Regions from separate parts of the Homo sapiens genome. Here region 2 is linked to region 1. The links are chromatin contacts, found by Hi-C or POLR2A ChIA-PET in ENCODE. All regions are on one chromosome and are shown on one strand. Each heading gives the region's core, a stretch centred on a gene start or an enhancer-like site at or near the end of the contact. The rest is flanking DNA. Distances are from core to core; before and after follow the strand shown. Region 1 holds the start of RGL2 (ral guanine nucleotide dissociation stimulator like 2). Region 2 has its middle 20 kb from the start of HLA-DOA.

The links. Hi-C counts contacts between places; a loop is a spot of excess contacts on that map. ChIA-PET counts read pairs that join two places held with the same protein, here RNA polymerase II (POLR2A). Pooled maps may share reads with other maps.
Region 2: a pooled map shows a loop between it and region 1 (3-fold over the local background). The contact joins the enhancer-like site here to the promoter of RGL2 in region 1. A Hi-C loop is called at or near these places in 5 of 50 pooled maps. POLR2A ChIA-PET finds 5 or more read pairs at or near these places in 5 of 52 experiments (CD4-positive, alpha-beta T cell, T-cell, WTC11 and 1 more).

What each region holds. Positions count from the first base shown.
Region 1 is chr6:33,297,650-33,300,364 of GRCh38, reverse strand. It overlaps RGL2 (ral guanine nucleotide dissociation stimulator like 2), which reads left to right and starts at 1,423. Exons shown (of 18, transcript NM_004761.5): 1 at 1,423-1,495; 2 at 1,714-1,910. The coding sequence starts at 1,755. TAPBP (TAP binding protein) reads left to right here. Exons shown (of 8, transcript NM_003190.5): 8 at 1-671. RefSeq lists enhancers at 1-255, 1,958-2,458, 2,545-2,715 and a silencer at 1,012-1,190.
Region 2 is chr6:33,028,206-33,030,905 of GRCh38, reverse strand. No RefSeq gene overlaps it. Among named protein-coding and RNA genes, the nearest start is that of HLA-DOA, 20 kb to the right of the region's middle. Within about 2 kb of position 1,450, at least 18 of the 41 ENCODE cell types and tissues checked have a DNase peak (open chromatin) inside an H3K27ac peak, as active enhancers do; they include CD4-positive, alpha-beta T cell, where a contact is called at or near this core.

The sequences.
Region 1 (2,715 bases), core at 174-2,673:
GTACTAACATCTTAATTTTGTTATAAAATCTCACAAACCCCCTGACATAGTCTCAGAGATCTGTAGGGCCGAGGTTACATTTGGAGAACCCGTACTCTAGGGCCAAATCCATTCTTCTTGCCCTGGCTCACTTGTCCCCCCCACCGCCCCGCGCTGGAGCCACTGCCTAGTTCTTCAGCCCTAGATGGTGCTCGCCAGACCTCCTCTCAATGCTCATCACACACAGGGCTATTCCTTTCCTCCAATGAACCAAACGCCTCCCGCCCACCTCCAGGTCCCAGTCCTCTGTTCCCTTTGCCTGGTCCACCCTTGCCCTCCCTGGGTCGCAGACGAGGTCGGCCTCGTCATTCCCCGCAGACCGCCGCGCGTCCCTCTTGTGCGGTTCACCACAGTTGTATTTAAGTGATCGTGTGAGTCGTCGTTAAATGCCTGTCTCCCCGCGGATCATGGGCTCCTCGAGGACAGGGACTGGCCTGTCTGTCCACTGCTGTAACCCCGCGCCGGCATAGGGACCTAAGGCCCACTGGAGGGCGCTCATCAAGTAGCTGCTGGATGTTGACGAAGGAAGCGGCGGCGCAGCTCAGGGATCTCCGAGTCAGGACGGTCGGCCAGACCCACGGGGTAACGGGTCTAATCGTGTAGGAATAAAGCTGTATTCCAGTGCTTCCAAACGGTTCTCTCATTCCAACCCCTTTCCAAGCTCAATGAATATTCCAATCACCTCTGGTCCCTTCCAGTGACCCTGAACCGCTCAGAGAACGCCCCGTCGACACCGTTCGGGGCGGGCGCCACTACTGGCGCATGAGATGCGCTCAAGCAGAGGGTACTCCACCAGCGAGGATACACCGAGCCGACGGGGATCTCGGTCTCGGCGCCGGAAGCCTCTGAGAGCCGAATCTGGAACCGGATGTGGCTGCTTCCTGCCCCGCCCCCTGCCGAGGGGGCGGGAATCGAGGGCCCTTCGGAAAACCCGGCCGGGATTTCGGTCAGCTACATTCGTGGGTTGTGGTAGGGAGGGTAATCCCGTGGGGATGGAGTGACCGGCTCTCTCTCCGCCTGAAACGCTTCCCGCGGGAGTTTTAGCCGTGTTATTGTTGGGGAAGGGAATGTCAAATTCTGCTCCTGCCTTCCCCCAGGGGCTGGAGACTGGAATCTTTATTCCAGTTCATTGCGGGTCGACGTGGTCTCCAGAATCCCCGAGTGTAGAGGCGGAGGACAGTGGAGCTGGGGACTCGGGCGCCTGGGTCCTGGTCCCTGAGCGTCCAGCGCTCCCCTAGTCCGCGGCCCTGGCTCCTGTCCTCACTTCCTTCCCCTTTTGGCTCCTGCTCTCGGAGCGGGCGGACGCGGGGGGGAGCGGAAAGGGCGGGAGGGCCCAGGAGCCCGGCGGGGGGGTTCAAGGGGGTACGGAAAAGCCGGGGAGGGGACTCGGTCCGGGGCCGGAGACCGACGGCAACAGCGGCTCAGGACCCACGCTGCCCCCACCCCTCCCGAGCAGGTCAGAGCCTGAGCACCCTGCGCGTCCCCGTACTCGTGACCTCCTCCTTCCCCAACAGCACCAAGGGCCCCCCTATTCCACCCTTCTGTTGCCCCCTCCCCCAACCTTCCTGCAGAACTCCCTTCCGGTCTTCTTGACACCCACCCACGTCCCTTCCCTGCCCGGTTCCCCCGCGCCTGCCTGACTCTCCACCCCCACCCCACCCCGTCTCTCCCCAGGCGCCCCCATGGCCCGACCCCGCTGATTCCTTCACTCGGCCATGCTCCCGCGGCCCCTGCGGCTGCTTTTGGACACGAGCCCCCCCGGGGGAGTCGTACTGAGCAGCTTCCGAAGCCGGGACCCCGAAGAGGGTGGGGGCCCAGGTGGCCTGGTCGTGGGCGGGGGGCAGGAGGAAGAGGAGGAGGAAGAAGAAGAGGTGAGACGCGGGTGGTGGGAGGTAGGGGGCGTATGTATTTCTGAAGTCTCCACTTTTCTCTTGTCTCTGGGTCCCTACATCTCCTCCTCCTTGCCTCAGTTATTCTCGCGCCTCCCTGGGTGTCGGCCCGTTTCTCTGCTGCGGGGAGTCCTGGCGTCTCCGTGGTTCTCTGTCAGTGTGACTCAGGACCTGCCCGCAGGAACCTGCCCTGTTCCTGCCTGGAACTTCTGGCTGGCTGTCCTGTCCCTGCGGGTCTTTGGCCCTCCACCTCTGCCTGCCTGAGTGTGCCTACCTCTCTGAGCAGTCGTGTCTTGGTCCCTGTCTCCCTCCTTGTTTTTGTTTGGCGGGGAGGGGTTTGTTTCCACAGTAACCAGCTCCTCTGACTCTGGGATTGGGGAGGGAACCCTCAGATTTCGTGACCCCTCCTTCCCTCTCTCCCCCTTCCCCCCGCCCCCCCGCCCCGCCCCGGTCCTGGGTAGAGGCCGGGAAGCCACGGTTCTGGGACCTGGAGGAAAGATCCTAGGGTGGGTAGAGAGTGGTCATCTGTTTTCATTAGGGATTAATGGTGGTGGCCAGGAGCAGGATTTCGGGCCTCAGGAGGGGCCAGAATTTGGATTTGGGGCCCCGAGGCCCTAAACTCCTAGGTCCAGATCCTAGGTGAGGGCAGGTTGACTGGCAGGGCTGGTTTTTCGGGATCGGTCGGGGGAGGGGCTGGGGCCACGTGACTCTCTGAGTCTACCGCCCCCAACCCCCTATCATCCCACTTCCCCTTTTCCTTCCTGTACTGGGATTGGAGCTGCTACCT
Region 2 (2,700 bases), core at 201-2,700, 270 kb after region 1:
TTGCATTCTATTGTTTAAAATCAAGAACCTGCATTAGTACAGTAGTAATAGTTATTGAGCACTAATGCTCACAGCAGTGTTTCAACATAGATATTATTTATCCTTATTCTAAGATGAGGCAATAGGTAGTTATAGTTAAGAATATGACCCCAAATCACATACACAATAATAGGTGAAGGAAAGAATAAATTTCAAGTTTACCTGTCTCCAAATTTCATTCTTTTAGACTCTCTAACCCTTCTCCCTTGACCATGCTTGGCATTTTTGACTAAGTGATTTTAGCCAGGAACCTGGTTTACCCAAATACACAGAATCATCAATCTGTCTCCCTCCATACCCTTCCTTGGGATTTAAGGATGTCAGAAGTTAAGGAGAGAAGATAAACATGTGCTTTTACTGTGATGCTCTCTGGGGAAAAGTTATGTGGGGTCCAGATAAAAATCATTGCCTCTCAGAGAACAAAGACATGCTATTCCCAGGGGGCTGCTCATGAGATCTTTTTATAAGGCTCCAAACAGTAAGACTAGATGTAGGGCTAGCTCCCGAGTGATGGAAAAGAATCGGGACAACTCCCTCCTGGGGGTATCTCTCTCTCTCTGTCTCTCTCTCGACTCCAAACAGCATCACAAGAGAACCTCAAGTTTTGTATTATTTATTCCAGGAACCCCAAAGGGAAGGTGAAAGAAACTTGGGGAGAAAAAAAATCTCCCTTGAATGCATGAAAAAACAGGTGTTGGGGTGATGTTGATGTTGAGATAGCCAAGTGCAGGCACCTGACTGCCACCTGGGGATGGGAGCAGGAGGGAGTGCTGGAGACCGTGGATTCAGAGGTTACTAGTGTAGACGTGCAGGGAGCCACAGGCCTGGATGAGTTCTCCAGAGCAGCAGGTGTAGAGTGATAAGAAGAGGGCTGACGACTAACATCAGGTGTGTAGTTTTAGGAGTGAAGAAGAAGAGTATTCAACAGAGGGGACAGGTTTTCATTCCTGCTTTGGCACCTGGAGCAATAGGAAGTGTTTGATTGCCTGTGCTACTTGAACATTCTCCTTCCCCGACAGCTTCCACGGCCTCTTTGTAGACTGTCTCCTTGCTCACCTTCACCTCATATTGTCCCCTGGATTTGAGGCCCCAGCCATCATGACATGTTCAGGCTTCTGAACAGGGCTGTGAGGAGGGGGATGGAGGGAAAATATCAGGGGAAAGGATTTATCTGAATGCATGTAGAGACTTCAAAGAAGCTCTTTTCCTGGGAAATTCTGGTAACATTTCTCTCTATCCAATAAAAAGTGGGTGAAAGGCAGTGTCACTAGTTTCTGGCAGACTAAGCCCCTGAGAAGGTCCTGCTGCACGGATGTGTGTAACTGAAGCTGTGTGGAGGGAGCTTGTGATCTATACAGAAGTAGCAAGGGCAAGAGGAACAAGAGAGGTTCAAAGGCACCAAGTGCAGAGGCAGTGGGTGGGGAGACCCAGGCATGGAAGCCAGTGTTTCACTGTGAATACTTGGAAAGTCCCTGGCTGGCTCCAAACAGTAGAATATGGCTGGATTCTAGAGTCTGTTGTCAGAATAATGAGAATTAATACGGAAGCTCATTTTCAGACTTATCATTAGTTATGAGATGATGGAGGGTTAAGGAAACCACAGTAAGAGGAAGAGATTCTAAGGCTAGCTTCTTAGGACCCCACCCCATCCCTAAATTTTCAGATGGGAGAGAGAGGAGTGTTATGCATCTCTGTATCATTCTTTTTTGGAGCTGAGAGAGACAGAAAGGAGAGGGGAGGGGAGGGAAGGGGAGGAAGAGATGAAGAGGGAGAGGGGAGGGGAGGGAAGGGGAGGAAGAGATGAAGAGGGAGAGATGGAGAGGGAGAGATGGAGAAGGAGAGAGGGGGAGGGAGGGAGGGGAGGGAGAGGAGGAGAGAGAGAAGAGAAAGGGAGAGAGAGTGGGGAGAGAGGGAGAATAAGTATAAATCATCAATTAATCTGTGGATGTCTGATTGTCCACCTTCTGGATTATTTCAGACACTGAAATTTGTGAATAATGATAAGCAGGGCCTGGATCAGGAGAGCACTTCAAAAGATAAGGACTTGTACATAGGATGTTAAAGCCTGCTAAACAGGTCCTCACAGGCCCACCTTTTACTGCTTCCTCTTGAAATAAGCCTCTTCTGCCCTTCCCACCCTGTCATTACCACTGTCCCCAATACCACAAAGTGGAGGATTGTGGAAATCCCTTAAGAAAAAGAAAAGAAGCTCATTGTCTACATCAGAAATTCTCTGTAACTCCCATCCTCCCACTTCCTCATGCTGCCTGACTGCCTTCCTTATCACTCTACATCAGTTGGATTGTATCAACGTTTGGCCTTTCTTAAACCTCCTACTCTGGTGTCCAAAGGACAGATTTCTGTCCCAGAGCAGATATGAATGTTACAAGGGGAGTGTTTGATAGACAAAGGACCCCATGTTACTTCTGCAGTTGAAACTAGCCTCTGTATAAGGAATTAAAAGACTATGAGAAGAAAGTAATGATGGAGACATTATTCTCCCTATTGTCATGGATCAATGGCATCATCTGGGGATTAGGCCAATGGCTGCTTTGAAGGAATATTTTATAAAGTAGACATTATCAGTGATGAATTTGAGTGTGAGTTGAAATGGAAGTATAGTAAAGTGGTAAGACTCCTTGATGAATCAATGTTTGGTGT